Regions from separate parts of the Homo sapiens genome. Here region 1 is linked to region 2. A link is an interaction called in ENCODE POLR2A ChIA-PET data of the cell type or tissue named here. Cell type or tissue: endothelial cell of umbilical vein. All regions are shown on one strand. Links, peaks and the distances in the headings refer to the core of each region. The heading gives the core; the rest is flanking DNA. Region 1 overlaps ASRGL1 (asparaginase and isoaspartyl peptidase 1). Region 2 overlaps ZBTB3 (zinc finger and BTB domain containing 3).

Region 1 (7,415 bases), core at 734-5,733, 390 kb after region 2:
GTTAAAAAAGTAAAAGAAAAAACAATGAGACTGATAAGAAAGGGAAAAAATAATTCAAAGGAAAAAATGAGTGTAGGACAAAACTAGGCAAATTTGTAAAAAGGAAAAACCCATAAACAAATGTAAAATGCTCAAACTCACTGTCAGGGAAGAGCAAATTAAAGTAACAGTGTTACCCTTTACCTGTTAGATAAGGAAGGAGGGTTCTCCCAGTCCCTGCTGGTGGCAGGCCCACCTCTAACATTTGCAAGGGGCCATGGCAACAATACAAATACAACTGGAGGCCCACATACCATATATTTAATATTGGGAAGTTATAAGTATGTTCTATCCTGTTACTGTGGTAAATGTATCTTGAAAAATCGGTATTTTTCTTGTATATATGTTTCACTGTATATAAGGTGAACTTTTTTTTTTTTTTTTGAGACAGTCTTGCTCTGTGGCGCAGGCTGGAGTGCAGTCGTGTGATCTCGGCTCACTGCAACTTCCATCTCCCAGGTTCAAGTGATTCTCCTGCCTCAGCCTCCTGAGTAGCTGGGATTATGGGCATGCACCACCACTCCCGGCTAATTTTTTGTCTTTCAGTAGAGACGGGGTTTCACCATGTTGGCCCCAGGGTGGTCTTCAACTCCTGAGCTCGGGCAGTCTGCCTGTCTTGGCCTCCCAAAGTTCTAGGATTACAGGCATAAGCCACCACACCCAGCCATGAATGTTTTGATATACATAGTGAAATTATGATTACAGTCAACTAGAATAACATACCTATCATCTCACAATTACCTTTCTTTATTTTTTGTGGTAAGAGTACCTAAAATCTACTTTTTAAATTTTTTTGAGATGGAGTCTTGCTCTTTCGCCCAAGCTGAAATGCAGTGGTGCCATCTCAGCTCACAGCAGCCTCTGCCTCCTGGGTTTAAGGAATTCTCTGCTTCAGCCTCTCAAATAGCTGAGATTACAGGTGCGTGCCACCACACCCAGCTAATTTTTCTGTATTTTTAGTAGAGATGAAGTTTCACCATCTTGGCCAGGCTGGTCTTGAACTCCTGACCTCGTGATCCGCCTGTCTTGGCCTCCCAAAGTGCTGGGATTACAGGTGTGAGCCACCGCACCCAGCCTTTTTTTTGTTTTTGAGACGGAGTCTTGCACTGTTGCCCAGGCTGGAGTGCAGTGGCGTGATCTTGGCTCACTGCAACCTCTGCCTCCCAGGTTCAAGTGATTCCCCTGCCTCAGCCTCACGAGTAGCTGGGATTACAGGCGCCCACCACCATGCCCAGCTAATTTTTGTATATTTAGTAGAAGTGGGGTTTCACCATGTTGGCCAGGCTGGTTTCAAACTCCTGATCTCAGGTGATCTGCCCACCTTGGCCTCCCAAAGTGCTGGGATTAGAGGCATGAGCCACTGCATCTGGCCTCTAAAATCTCCTCTTAGCAAATTTCCAGTACACAATATTATTAGCTATAGTCCTAATATTATACTTCTCCAGACATACGCATGCTACATAACAGTAATTTTGTACCCTCTGGCTTACACCTTCCCATTTCTCCCACTCCTGGTAACTACCATTCCATTCATTGTTTCTATGTATTCAATGTTTCTTTCTTTTTTTTTTTTTTTGAGATGGAGTTTTGCTTGTCACCCAGGCTGCAGTGCAACAGCGTGGTCTCGGCTCACTGCAACCTCTGCCTCCTAGGTTCAAGCGATTCCACTGCCTCAGCCTTCCAAGTAGCTAGGATTACAGGCACCCACCACCACGCCCAGCTAATTTTTATATTTTTAGTAGATACGGGGTTTCGCCATGTTGGCCAGGCTGGTCTTGAACTCCTGACCTCAGGTGATCTGCCCGCCTCAGCCTCCCAAAGTGCTGAGATTACAGGCGTGAGCCACCACCACTCCCAGCCTCAATGTTTCTTTTTGTTTTAGATTCCATATTTAAGTGAGATCATGTAGTATCTTTCTGTGACTGGCTTATTTCACTTAGTATCAAGTTGCTGCAAATGGCAGGATCTCCTCCTTTTCCTACCAAGGAATTATATTCCACTGTATATATACATTATACTTTATCCATTCTTCATTGATGGACAGACACTGTAGTTGTTTCAATATCCTGGCTATTTTGAATAATGCTGCAATGAACATGGAAGTGCAGATATCTTTACTAAATGGTGATTTCATTTCCTTTGGGTATATGCCTAGAAGTGGGATTGCTGGGTTATAAGGTAGTTCTATTTTTAATTTCTTTAGGAACCTCCATACTATTTTATCTAGAAAAATATTAAAAAGCTATGGTTTTCACATGACTGAAAGTTGACAAACTACCAGTGACGACTTAACTTAGTTATTATTGTGTATACCAGGGTCATTTGTTAATCGGCTGGTGATGGCAGATGAATGGCAAACACACACACATACACGCACACATGCACGCGCACACACACACATTTAATAAATTATGTATTTATTCCATAAAAATATTTTTTCTTGGCTTCATTCCAGCGAGTACTGATTTTTTTTTTTTTTTTTTTTGAGACGGACTCTTACCCTGTCACCCAGGCTGGAGTGCAGTGGTGTGATCTCAGCTCACTGCAACCTCCGCCTCCTGGGTTCTAGCAATTCTCCTGCCTCAGCCTCCCGAGAAGCTGGGACTACAGGTGCACACTGCCACGCCTGGCTGATTTTTTGTATTTTTTAGTAGAGACGTGGTTTCACCATGTTGCCCAGGCTGGTTGTGAACTCCTGAGCTCAGGCAATCCACCCACCTCGGCCTCCCAAAGTGCTAGGATTACAGGCGTGAACCACTAAGCCCGGCCTGATGATGTTCTTATACTTAACGTGACTTCTATTGACAAAATGGCAAAAAAGACAATCTTTCTTGAGTCAACATAGTTTTTAGCAAGTTTTTAATTAATTTTAATTTAGAGAAGCTTCCTTCTGCTGAAGCAGCAGCAACTGGAATTACCAACAAAATTCTCAAAGCAGTACTTAGATTTAGAAATGAATACTGATTTTTACATGATCACACTCAAATACTATATGGATTTATATATAAATTGTGATTGCAGAGTGCATTAAAATTTTTAACTTGATCATATAAATCACAATCACTTATAGTCTTTTTATAATCTTTTAAACAGTATCTAGGTCTATGCAGATAAATTCTTTTAGGTTTTGATGCTGGTATATTCTGAAGAAAATCAAAAACAGGAGAATGTTATTCAATTTTGTTCAAATCTCTCTTCAGATGATACTATGCTCTGATTTATACTGAACTGAAAAATAGTTTCTATAGAAACTGGTTTAGGGATTATCTCTCTATGAATTTTCTTCAAGCTAGGTAAATATTTTTGTTCCCTTGTTTCAATTTCCCTGGATTTTGTTGGAACATCATTTTTGTTGTATATCTCACATGCAGTTTTGATTTTGTTTCTATAAACTTAAAAAAAATTTAAATCGGCCAGGCATGGTGGTTCACGCCTGTAATCCCAGCACTTTGGGAGGCTGAGGTGGGCAGATCATCAGGTCAGGAGATTGAGACCATCCTGGCTAACATGGTGAAACCCCGTCTCTACTAAAAATACAAAAAATTAGCCGGGCGTGGTGGCGGGCGCCTGTAGTCCCAGCTACTCGGGAGGCTGAGGCAGGAGAATGGCATGCAGGAGAATGGCGTGAACCCTGGAGGCGGAGCTTGCAGTAAGCCGAGATTGTGCTACTGCACTCCAGCCTGGGTGACACAGCAAGACTCTGTCTCAAAAAAAAAAAAAAAAAAAAAAAAAAAAAAAAAAAAAAAAAAAAATTAAATCCTTTAAAGGTGAAGTAGCCACATATATATATTTATATGGATGTGTGTGTGTGTGTGTGTGTGTGTGTGTGTATGTCAGATAAGCAAGTAGATACTCCCAGAAAAAAAATTTAAATTTATATATATAAATTTATATATATAATATATATTATATTTTATATATAACATATAATATATTTTATATAATATATAATATATATTTTATATAATATATATTATATATTTTATATAATATATATTATATATTATATATATTTTATATAATATATAATATATATTTTATATAATATATATTATATATTTTATATAATATATATTATATAAATAATATATGTTATATATTTTATATAATATATATTATATAAATAATATATGTTATATATTTTATATAATATATATTATATATATTTTATATAATATATATATATTTTTGGTTACAGTTTTGTTAAATTTATTAATAGAAATCAGATTTATACTAAATAATACAAGTTCAAAATTAATTTCACTTTTTGTTAAAGTCCATGATTTGCTCTTTGAAGACTTTTTATGGTTTTGCTGAATTCTTCTTATCTAAATTCAATTTAATTACTTCAACAGCATTTCGTTGGTATTCTCATCGTGCACCTGAGACTTGTTATAGGGTGAAATATAAGTTTAGTCAAGATATTCCATCTTTGGGCATATCTAGAAGACACTGCATTTATTCCCTCTATTGTTCCAAAGCACTACCATTAGTGGCACAGTGGAGGTCATGCATCCTAGAAACAAATTTCAAATGATGGGCTGTATATGTCACATAGTATGCTTCTGGATTCTTAGCCAAGCTTCTTGCTTGTACATCTCTCATTTACCAACCACATTTGCTCCATTATCACAGGCTTGCCTTCAACAATCCTTGAAATTAGTGTCTAAAACAGAAAGTTTTCTTTCAATTCTTCACTTAATTCAAAAATCACACTTTAAGGAGGAGATATAAAGCCAATGAAACATGGAATGATTTAGGCTTGTTTTTCTTCAAGCAGTAATGGTCCACTCATGGTACTATCAGTACCACGGTACACTCTAGTTGAACTGAGTAACTATTTTATTAAAAAACTTTGGGCTGGGCACAGTGGCTCACGCCTGTAATCCCAGTACTTTAGGGGGCTGAGGCAGGCAGATCACGAGGTCAGGAGTTTGAGACCAGCCTGGCCAACATGGTGAAACCCCCTCTCTACTAAAAATACAAAAATTAGCCGGGCATGGTGGCATGCGCCTGTAGTCCCAGCTACTCGGGAGGCTGAGGCAGAAGAATCTCTTGAACCTGGGAGGCGGAGGTTGCAGTGAGCCGAGATTGTACCACTGCACTCCAGCCTGTTGACAGAACAAGATTCTGTCTCAAAAAAAAAAAAAAAAAAAAAAAAATTGGCCAGGTTTGGTGGCTCACCAAAGCACTTTGGAAGGCCAAGCAGGAGGGAAGATCCCTTGAGCTCAGGAGCTTAAGACGAGCCTGGGCAACATGGCAAGACCCCGTCTCTACTAAAAATAAAATTAGCCAGGCATGGTGCATGCCTGTAGTCCCACCTACTTGGGAGGCTGAGATGGGAGGATCACTTGAGCCTGGGAGATTGAGGCTGCAGTGAGCTACGACTGTAACACTGCACTCGAGCCTGGGTGACAAAGTAAGACCTTGTCTCAAAAAAACAAAAAAACAAAACCCCACAAAACCAAAAAATTTATTGACAAAAAAATTTTTACAAATGATTTCATGTCTCACTTTATTCTCCATTAAACTCATAATCTGTTGGAATTCTCTATCCTAGGTAATGATCATTACTTTCATTATTTTTGTCTTAATTATATGTTTGGCATTTTACCAAATTTTGAAATCTCTTTTACTGAAACCTAGAAAATTTCCATTGTTTTTTGCACACACTGTACTGACGGTGTCATGAAAAGAATGATTAGGCTTGGCTAAATATTGGATACATTGTATTATTCTTTCAAGAACATTACATCAGTATTTTATATTGTTTTCTGTTTCCGGTAAAATCAATTGTTTATTCGGCCTCTTTCCCTCAATTCCTGTAACAGGGTGTGTGTTTTATTGTGTGTGATTCTTCATGATTAGCAATTAAATCTTCCGTTAGTAAAGAAGGAGGTTGCCATGATTTCATCTGACTTGTTCAAACTGTGGATTTGGTGAGAATAATTTTCTTACTAATTTTAATTGTTTTGATTAATAAGTAGATCTTAATTGAACAAAACCTTTGTAATGTCTTGTTTGTGAATTTTATGTGGGTCACCCTGGAAGAAGACTGCTTGCTTTTACTGCTTCCAGTGTTGGAAAATGCAAGCAGCCTGCTTCTTTGAAGATTTTTACTTTCTTTTTCATTTTTTCTTTTGTGAGCTCCACTTTATAGCATTCTTTTTCTACCAAAATCTTGACTTATACTCATTTTCAATAATCTAAGGGATTAAAAGTGAAATATAATTATATCCAAAGTATAAAAAAATGAGAATGTATTTTCATAAAAAAATAAAGAGCTAATCTAAAAAAATTAAAAAAAAAAAAAGTTGGCCGGGCATGGTGGCTCATACCTATAATCCTAGCACTTTGGGAGGCCGAGGTGGGCGGATCACCTGAGGTCAGGAGTTCGAGACCAGTCTGGCCAACATGGTGAAACCCTCTCTCTACTAAAAATACAAAAATTACCCAGGCGTGGTGGCGCACACCTGTAATACCAGCTACTCAGGAGGCTGAGGAGAACTGCTAGAACCTGGGAGGCAGAGGTTGCAGTAAGCCGAGATCGTGCCACTGCACTCCAGCCTGGGCAACACAGTGTGACTCTGTCTCAAAAACAAACAAAACCAAAAAAAAAAAAAAGAAAAGCAAAAAACAAAAAAAAGAAGTAATTTGCAGATATAATTTCCAAAAAGTTACAAAAGTAATTGTAAAATATACAAAATTTTTATTAATGTTAAAGTTAAAATATGAATTATAATTAGTAAATACAATACATAAAGGCTAAAATTACATGAAAGCTAAAAATTTTACCACTGTATTTTTGAAATTAACTGCATCTTTTAAATATTTTCATCAAAATAAAACCATTCATAATTCTAACAGTCAACATCCATGTAGTTGCTAACACGGAGAGTTAGCAACTACAGGAGCTTTTTGTTTTTCTCTGTTATCAGTTTTTCTCACACAGGTTCTGTCTAGACCTGTGCTGTGCACTTACAGAAGCTGCAGCTCCATGTGGCTACTGAGTGGCTGCTAGCTAAATGTGGCTGTCCTCAGTGAGATGTACTGTAAGTGTAAAACACACCAGATTTTGAAGATTTAGTACAAAAAAAGAGCAAGACATCTTATAATTTCTTATATGCATTACATGTTGAAATATTTTGGATATATTTGGTTAAATAAAATATATTATTAATTTCACTTTTTTTTTTTGAGACAAAGTTTCGCTCTTGTTGCCCAGGCTGGAGTGCAATGGCGCGATCTTGGCTCACTGCAACCTCTGCCTCCTGGGTTCAAGCGATTCTCCTGCCTCAGTCTTCTGAGTAGCTGGGATTACAGGTGCCCACCACCATGCCTGGCTGATTTTTGTATTTTTAGTAGAGACAGGGCTC
Region 2 (7,415 bases), core at 1,115-6,114:
TCAGCTTTCTCCGCTAGTTCCCACCCTGGTAGTCCTTAGCCCCTGGAATGCGTGAGGGAGATGCTTAGGGAGTTCTCGAAGTGGGGCGTAGAGGCATCGCCTGGCAAGGCCTGGGAGCGAAAAAGATCTCTACTTCGTGGAGCCGTTGGACGCTACCGGGTGGGCATCAAGGAAGCGGAGGGTGGCTAAGGGGCGGGACTTCCGGGGGCAGGGCTTATCGGACGGGGGTGGGGCCTGTTCTAAGGTTAGGCCGAGGTGGGCGGAGCTAATGGGAGAGCTTTGGGTGTGACCTAGGAGAAAGAAGGGCAGTAACTTAAGCGATTGTTTTGGAGTGGCAAGTGATAGTTAAGGGCTGATAAGGTTGCTGGGGAGGTTACCTGTCTTAACTCACTGCCCTTTTTTCTCAGGGAGCCACTGGTGGGGACCTTTTTTGGGCCCCCTTTCCTTCGTGGGGTACTATGGAGTTCCCAGAACACAGTCAGCAGCTGCTGCAGAGCCTCCGGGAGCAGCGGTCCCAGGGTTTCCTTTGTGACTGCACCGTGATGGTGGGTAGTACCCAGTTCTTGGCCCATCGGGCTGTGCTGGCCTCCTGCAGCCCATTCTTCCAGCTTTTCTACAAGGAGCGGGAATTGGACAAGAGGGATCTGGTGTGTATTCACAATGAAATTGTCACAGCCCCAGCCTTTGGGCTGCTTCTGGACTTTATGTATGCTGGCCAGCTGACCCTGAGAGGGGATACCCCTGTGGAGGATGTGCTGGCAGCTGCCAGCTACTTGCACATGAATGACATCGTCAAGGTGTGTAAGCGGCGGCTTCAAGCCCGGGCCCTGGCAGAGGCAGACAGTACCAAGAAGGAGGAGGAAACCAACTCACAGCTTCCTAGTTTGGAGTTTTTGTCTAGTACTTCCCGTGGCACCCAACCTTCGTTGGCATCTGCTGAGACATCAGGCCACTGGGGCAAAGGGGAATGGAAAGGCTCTGCTGCTCCCTCACCTACTGTCCGTCCTCCAGATGAGCCACCAATGTCTAGTGGGGCTGACACTACACAGCCTGGCATGGAGGTTGACGCACCACATCTGCGGGCACCTCATCCACCAGTGGCTGATGTCTCTCTTGCCAGCCCTAGTAGCTCCACTGAGACCATTCCTACAAACTACTTCTCTTCTGGCATCTCAGCAGTTTCATTGGAGCCACTGCCATCTCTTGATGTGGGTCCTGAGAGTCTGAGGGTGGTGGAACCAAAGGATCCTGGAGGACCACTGCAAGGCTTCTATCCCCCAGCCTCAGCCCCAACGTCAGCCCCAGCCCCTGTCTCAGCTCCAGTTCCATCCCAGGCTCCAGCCCCAGCTGAAGCTGAGCTGGTCCAGGTGAAAGTTGAAGCTATTGTGATCTCTGATGAAGAGACTGATGTGTCAGATGAACAGCCTCAGGGTCCTGAGAGAGCTTTCCCATCTGGAGGAGCAGTGTATGGGGCACAGCCCTCCCAGCCAGAGGCTTTTGAAGACCCAGGGGCAGCAGGACTGGAGGAGGTGGGGCCAAGTGACCACTTCCTGCCAACAGACCCTCATCTACCCTACCATCTGCTGCCAGGTGCAGGGCAGTATCATCGAGGACTGGTGACCTCACCTCTGCCTGCACCCGCATCCCTGCATGAGCCACTTTACCTGTCTTCTGAGTACGAAGCAGCTCCAGGAAGCTTTGGGGTTTTTACTGAGGATGTTCCCACCTGCAAGACATGTGGGAAGACCTTCTCATGCTCTTACACACTACGGCGACATGCCACGGTGCACACACGTGAGCGACCCTATGAGTGCCGCTACTGCCTGCGGAGCTACACGCAGTCAGGGGACCTCTACCGCCACATCCGCAAGGCTCACAATGAGGACCTGGCCAAACGCAGCAAACCAGATCCAGAAGTGGGACCCCTTCTAGGGGTGCAGCCTCTCCCTGGCTCCCCAACAGCAGACAGACAGAGCAGCAGTGGTGGAGGGCCACCTAAAGATTTTGTATTGGCCCCAAAAACTAACATCTAAGGGAGCATGAGCTGATGCTAGGCTGCTCTTACCATCCTTAGATGGCAGCTCAGAAGGTTGGTGGCACCTTATCACCCCTGCTGGGTGACAAGAATAAAGGCTCTGCCCAGGCTGAAAGTTCCTACCCTTTTTTTTTTTTAATCTTTTATTTTTTTGAGACAGAGTCTCACTCTGTCACCCAGACTGGAGTGCAGTGGCGCGATCTCGGCTCACTGCAAGCTCAGCCTCCCCGATTCACGCCATTCTCCTGCCTCAGCCTCCCGAGTAGCTGGGACTACAGGCGCCTATCACCATGCCTGGCTAATTTTTTTTGATTTTTAGTAGAGACAGGGTTTCACCGTGTTAGCCAGGATGGTCTCGATCTTCTGACAGATCTGACCTCGTGATCCGCCCATCTCCACCTCCCGCAGTGCTGGGATTACAGGCATGAGCCACCGCGCCCAGCTGCCTTTTTTTTTTTGAGTCTTGCTCTGTCACTGAGGCTGGAGTGCAGTGGCGCAATTTCAGCTCACTGCAACCTCTGCCTCCCAGGTTCAAGCGATTCCTTTTTTTTTTTTTTTTTTTGAGACAGAGTCTCACTCTGTCCCCCAGGCTGGAGTGCAGTGGCGCGATCTTGGCCCACCACGCCCGCCTAATTTTTTGTATTTTTTAGTAGAGACGGGGTTTCACCGTGTTAGTCAGGATGGTCTCGATCTCCTGACCTCGTGATCCACCCGCCTCAGCCTCCCAAAGTGCTGGGATTACAGGCTTGAGCCACCGTGCCTGGCCTCAAGCGATTCTCTTAACTCAGCCTCTTGAGTAGCTGGGATTACAGGAACGCGCCACCACGCCCAGCTAATTCCTGTATTTTTAGTAGAGACAGGGTTTCACCATGTTGGCCAGGCTGGTCTCAAATTCCTGACCCCAGGTGATCTGCCCACCTTGGCCTTAAAAAGTGCTGGGATTAAAGGCGTGAGCCACCATGCCCAGCCTCCTACCCTTTTCTTTGCCCAGCCAGATAAGCAGGACTTTATGGGGCAAAGCCTATGTCAGCTCTCTCCAAGGGCACTGGGAATTTTCCTGAGGTGTAATCGCTTCTCACTGTATGTTCTGGAACATAAAGCTAGCAATGAAGGTATTTCTTTGAACTGGTGTTGGCTGGTTTCTTCTAAAAACCTGCATGCTTTCATACCTCTCCTGCAGTTCTTTTTTTTTTTTTTTTTTTTTTTTTTGAGACGGAGTCTCTCTGTCACCCAGGCTGGAATGCAGTGGCGCGATCTCGGCTCACTGCCAGCTCCGCCTTCCTGGTTCACACCATTCTCCTGCCTCAGCCTCCCTAGTAGCTGGGACTACAGGCACCCACCACCAAGCCCGGCTAATTTTTTGTATTTTTAGTAGAGACAGGGTTTCACCGTGTTAGCCAGGATGGTCTCGATCTCCTGACCTCATGATCCGCCCGCCTCTGCCTCCCAAAGTGCTGGGATTACAGGCGTGAGCCACGGCTCTCCTTCAGTTCTTTTTGGAATGTTACATCTGTACTTGGGGTAGGGGTAGGGGTAGGGGTCAGACTGCTCATGAGGAAAAAAGTGGGACAGGCAGAGGGCGATGTAGCCTTTACTTAGGAGAAGTATAGAAATTAAGGAAGCTTATAAAATTATGATTTATTATTGCAGTCGAGCTGTCTTCTGGGCTTTATCAGACATTTCGTATAAATACTCATTTAATCCTCAACAACATTAGGAGGTATGAGGTCCACTTCCTGTTTTGTTTGTTGTTGTTCATAAACCTGAGACTTAGAAATCAAAGTTAACTTGTTCAGGGTCACAGAGGCTAGTTAAGGGGCAAGCCAGCATTTGAACCTGGCTTGCCACTGCAAACACCCTGCCTGCTATACTGGTTAAAAACATTGTTTCTTCCAGGTGTGGTGGCTCATGCCTGTAATACCAACACTTTGGGAGGCCGAGGTGACCAGCCTGCCCAACATGGTGAAACCCCATCTCTACTAAAAACACAAAAAAAATTGTCTAGGTATGGTGGCTCTCACCTGTAATTACAGCACTTTGGGAGGCCAATGCGGGCGGATCACTTGAGGTCAGGAGTTCAAGACCAGACTGGCCAACATGGTGAAACCGTCTCTACTAAAACTACAAAAATTAGCCAGGAGTGGTGGTGGGCGCCTGTAATCCCAGCTACCTGGGAGGCTGAGGCAGGAGAATCATTTGAACCCAGGAGGTAGAGGTTGCAGTGAGCTGAGATCACGCCACTGCACTTCAGCCTGGGTGACAAGACCGAAACTCCACCTCAAAAAAAAGAAAACAAAAATTATCCAGGCTTGGTGGCGGGTGCCTGTAATCCCAGCTACTCAGGAGGTTGAGGCAGGAGAATTGCTTGAACCTGGGAGGCGGAGGTTGCAGTGAGCCGAGATCGCATCATTGCATTCCAACCTGGGCAACAAGAGTGAGACTCTGTCTCAAAAAAAAAAAAAAAAACAACATTGTTTGAAGGGCTGTTGGGGTGGCTCATGCCTGTTCTCCCAGCACTTTGGGAGGCTGAGGTGAAGGATCGCTTGTGGCTAGGAGTTACAGATTAGCCTGGGCAACATAGTGAGGCCTGCCTGTCACTATAAAATAATAATGAAAAGTTGAACTTAGTTAACCAAGAACTGTAAGTTGTTTTCTTTTTCTGTCCTTTTGTGTATTTGGCTTTGTTGCCTTGTTACCTCTGCTTTCCCCACTGAAAGACCTTTTGTTGATAGAACAGGTACTGTATTGATGATCTGAAATTTTTGCCTCAAGTTGTAGATATGAATTGACTTCTTTGAAGATGAGAAACTGGAAGGCAGGAAACACTAAGGCCCATAGTGGCTGATTAGTGGTGGGAGGTTGAGGGTCTGAGGTGCTGTGGCAATGATGGGTACTTGCAAAACCTAAAGCGAGAAACTCAGGATGAGAGGATCTTACAGTTCATGTAGTCCAACTCCCTCACTTGAAAAGTGTGACGACAACAGTCTAGGGAGGTTTAGGTTACTCACCTAAGGTCACGCAGGTGGTTACTGACAGTGGAGATAGCAAAGAAATGGGAGTTTGGGGTGCCATCATGGGATGGGGGCAAAAAAGAGCTCTGGGAATGTGTGAGGAGTCTGGCCCCGCCTGTGCTGTAGGAGGGCCTAAAGGTTTGCCTACAAACTTTTTCTTGGTACGTAAGGACATGAGTGCAAATAAAGCAGGAAGGAAAACAGAAATACGCTGGTCGCGGTGGCTCACGCCTGTAATCCCAGCACTTTGGGAGGCCGAGGCGGGCGGATCACAAGGTCAGGAGTTGGAGACCAGGCTGGCCAACATAGTGAAACCCCATCTCTACTAAAAATACAAAAAATTAGCTGGGCGTGGTGGCAGGCGTCTGTAATCCCAGCTACTCGGGAGGCTGAGGCAGGAGAATTGCTTGAACCCGGGAGGCGGAGGTTGCAGTGAGCCGAGATCACGCCATTGCACTCCAACCCTGGGTGACAGTGCGAGACTCCATCTCAAAAAAGAAAAAAAGAAAAGGGGGAAAATGACAAGTAAATATTCTTCTCTCTTTTTGAGTCTGTGTCATATTCAGCACTGTGAACCCTTACCAGCAAGTGACTATTTTTGAGTTACAGGAAGGAAAGGTGAGCAGCCATGTGGCTAAAGAAAGCTCCTTAACTAGGACATATGGGAAGCAAAAGATGGTTAACATTTTTCTGCTGAATGAATTCTACATTCTTTCACATTCTTTGTGTTGAAATAAACTTCTAGCTTATCTTTCAAATGGCTCCTAATTTTATTTATGCAAGTACGTTACTGCTTTAATTCCTTGATGAAACAAGGCAAGATATAAATAAATACAATAAAAGCTATTCTAGCTGGGTAGAACACCTTTTCAAAAGTCTTCCCTAGAGTAAATATCAAATCAAAATGCCTTTATGAATCAGTTGCCCTTAAAAGGGTGGATTTTACGGTCTGAATATCTCAATTTCAACAGAAACACAAAACAGAAAAAAAAAAACCTGGTTGTCTCAGAACATCAGTTCTTAAAATCAAGGCATAATAAATGGTCTATATGTGTAGACAATTTTGATGTAGATGATCTCTCCAGACAGTCTGGGGAACACAGGAACCATTGTATTGATCAGACTGTGGTCACATGTACTACTTAGCTAAAGAGGTTCTGTTCCTGGTGAGATTCTCCTGAGAAGCAAGCATTTGCTTTCAATATCCAGCATAAAGGGCATGTTTTCTTGCAGGTGGCAGTCAGGAATTTGCAATATTTTAATTAATTAATTTATTTATTTATTTTGAGACAAGGTCTCTCTGTTTCCGAGGCTGGAGTGCAGTGGCACTATCACGACTCACTGCAGCCTCAACCCCTCTAGCTCCCAAGCAGCTGGAACTACAGGCATGCACTATCACGCATGGCTAATTTTTGTATCTTTTGTGGAGATGACGTTTCGCGCTGTTGCTCAGGCTGGTCTCAAACTCCTGGGCTCAAGCGATCCACCTGCCTTGGCCTCCCAAAGTGCTGGGATTTCAGGCATGAGCCATCATGCCCAGCCTGCAAGATATGTAAAGCAGTAGCTATCACAGTTACAGCCACTGTGGCCTCGTTATTATTACTATTTTTTGACGGAATTTCACTCTTGTTGCCCAGGCCAGAGTACAATGGCATGATCTTGGCTCAGTGCAATCTCGGCTCACTGCAACCTCCGCCTCCTGGGTTCAAGCGATTCTCCTGCCTCAGCCTCCCTAGTAGCTGGAATTACAGGCTGCGCCACCACGCCTGGTTAATTTTTTTTGTATTTTTAGTAGAGACGGGGTTTCTCCATGTTGGTCAGGCTGGTCTGGAACTCCCGACCTCAGATCCGCCCCGCCTCGGCCTCCCAAAGTGCTGGCATTATAGGTGTGAACCACCGCACCCAGCCTCATTTTATTTATTATTTTTTTTTTAGTTTGATTTTTTTTTTAGACAGAGTCTCCCTCTGTCACCCAGGCTGGAGTGCAGCGGTGGCTGGGATTACAGGAATAAGCCACCATACCCAGCCTGTGGCCTCAGTTTATCTACTGAATGGTAGGAACAGTTTATGCCCATTTGTAGAGATGTGATCAATAATTCTTTCTCATTTCCACTGGTCTTAATGCTCCCATTCAGGGATTCAAGGAACCATAGGCTCCTGGGGATCAGCTCATCTAATTTCTAGTCTAACACTGAATCCTCCTTTTGCCAGTTGTTATCAAACCTCCACTTGAGGCCGGGAATGGCACCTCACACCTAGAATTCCAGCACTCTGGGAGGCCGAGGTGGACAGATTATTGGGAGGTCAGGAGTTCAAGACCAGCCTGGCCAAGATGGTGAAACCCTGTCTCTACTAAAAATACAAAAATT

The links. ChIA-PET counts read pairs that join two places held together with the same protein. Peaks named below come from ENCODE experiments on the same cell type or tissue, not always from the same donor. Only the 100,000 strongest peaks of a DNase experiment are listed, where the experiment ranks them.
Region 1: POLR2A ChIA-PET joins it to region 2 with 5 read pairs; 3 of 35 experiments call an interaction of 5 or more read pairs at or near these places.

The regions. Positions count from the first base shown.
Region 1 is chr11:62,359,268-62,366,682 of GRCh38, reverse strand. The region is part of intron 4 of ASRGL1 (asparaginase and isoaspartyl peptidase 1); the gene reads right to left. LOC124902682 (a long non-coding RNA gene) reads left to right here and starts at 5,752. Exons shown (of 2, transcript XR_007062698.1): 1 at 5,752-5,978. In endothelial cell of umbilical vein, for the core only: no CTCF peak of the experiment used is centred there; no DNase peak of the experiment used is centred there; H3K27ac peaks cover 467 bases.
Region 2 is chr11:62,746,708-62,754,122 of GRCh38, reverse strand. ZBTB3 (zinc finger and BTB domain containing 3) reads left to right here. Exons shown (of 2, transcript NM_001370809.1): 1 at 1-159; 2 at 408-3,160. The coding sequence starts at 459. The coding sequence ends at 2,033. Among named protein-coding and RNA genes, the nearest start is that of ZBTB3, 3.7 kb to the left of the region's middle. RefSeq lists an enhancer at 433-1,310. In endothelial cell of umbilical vein, for the core only: no CTCF peak of the experiment used is centred there; no DNase peak of the experiment used is centred there.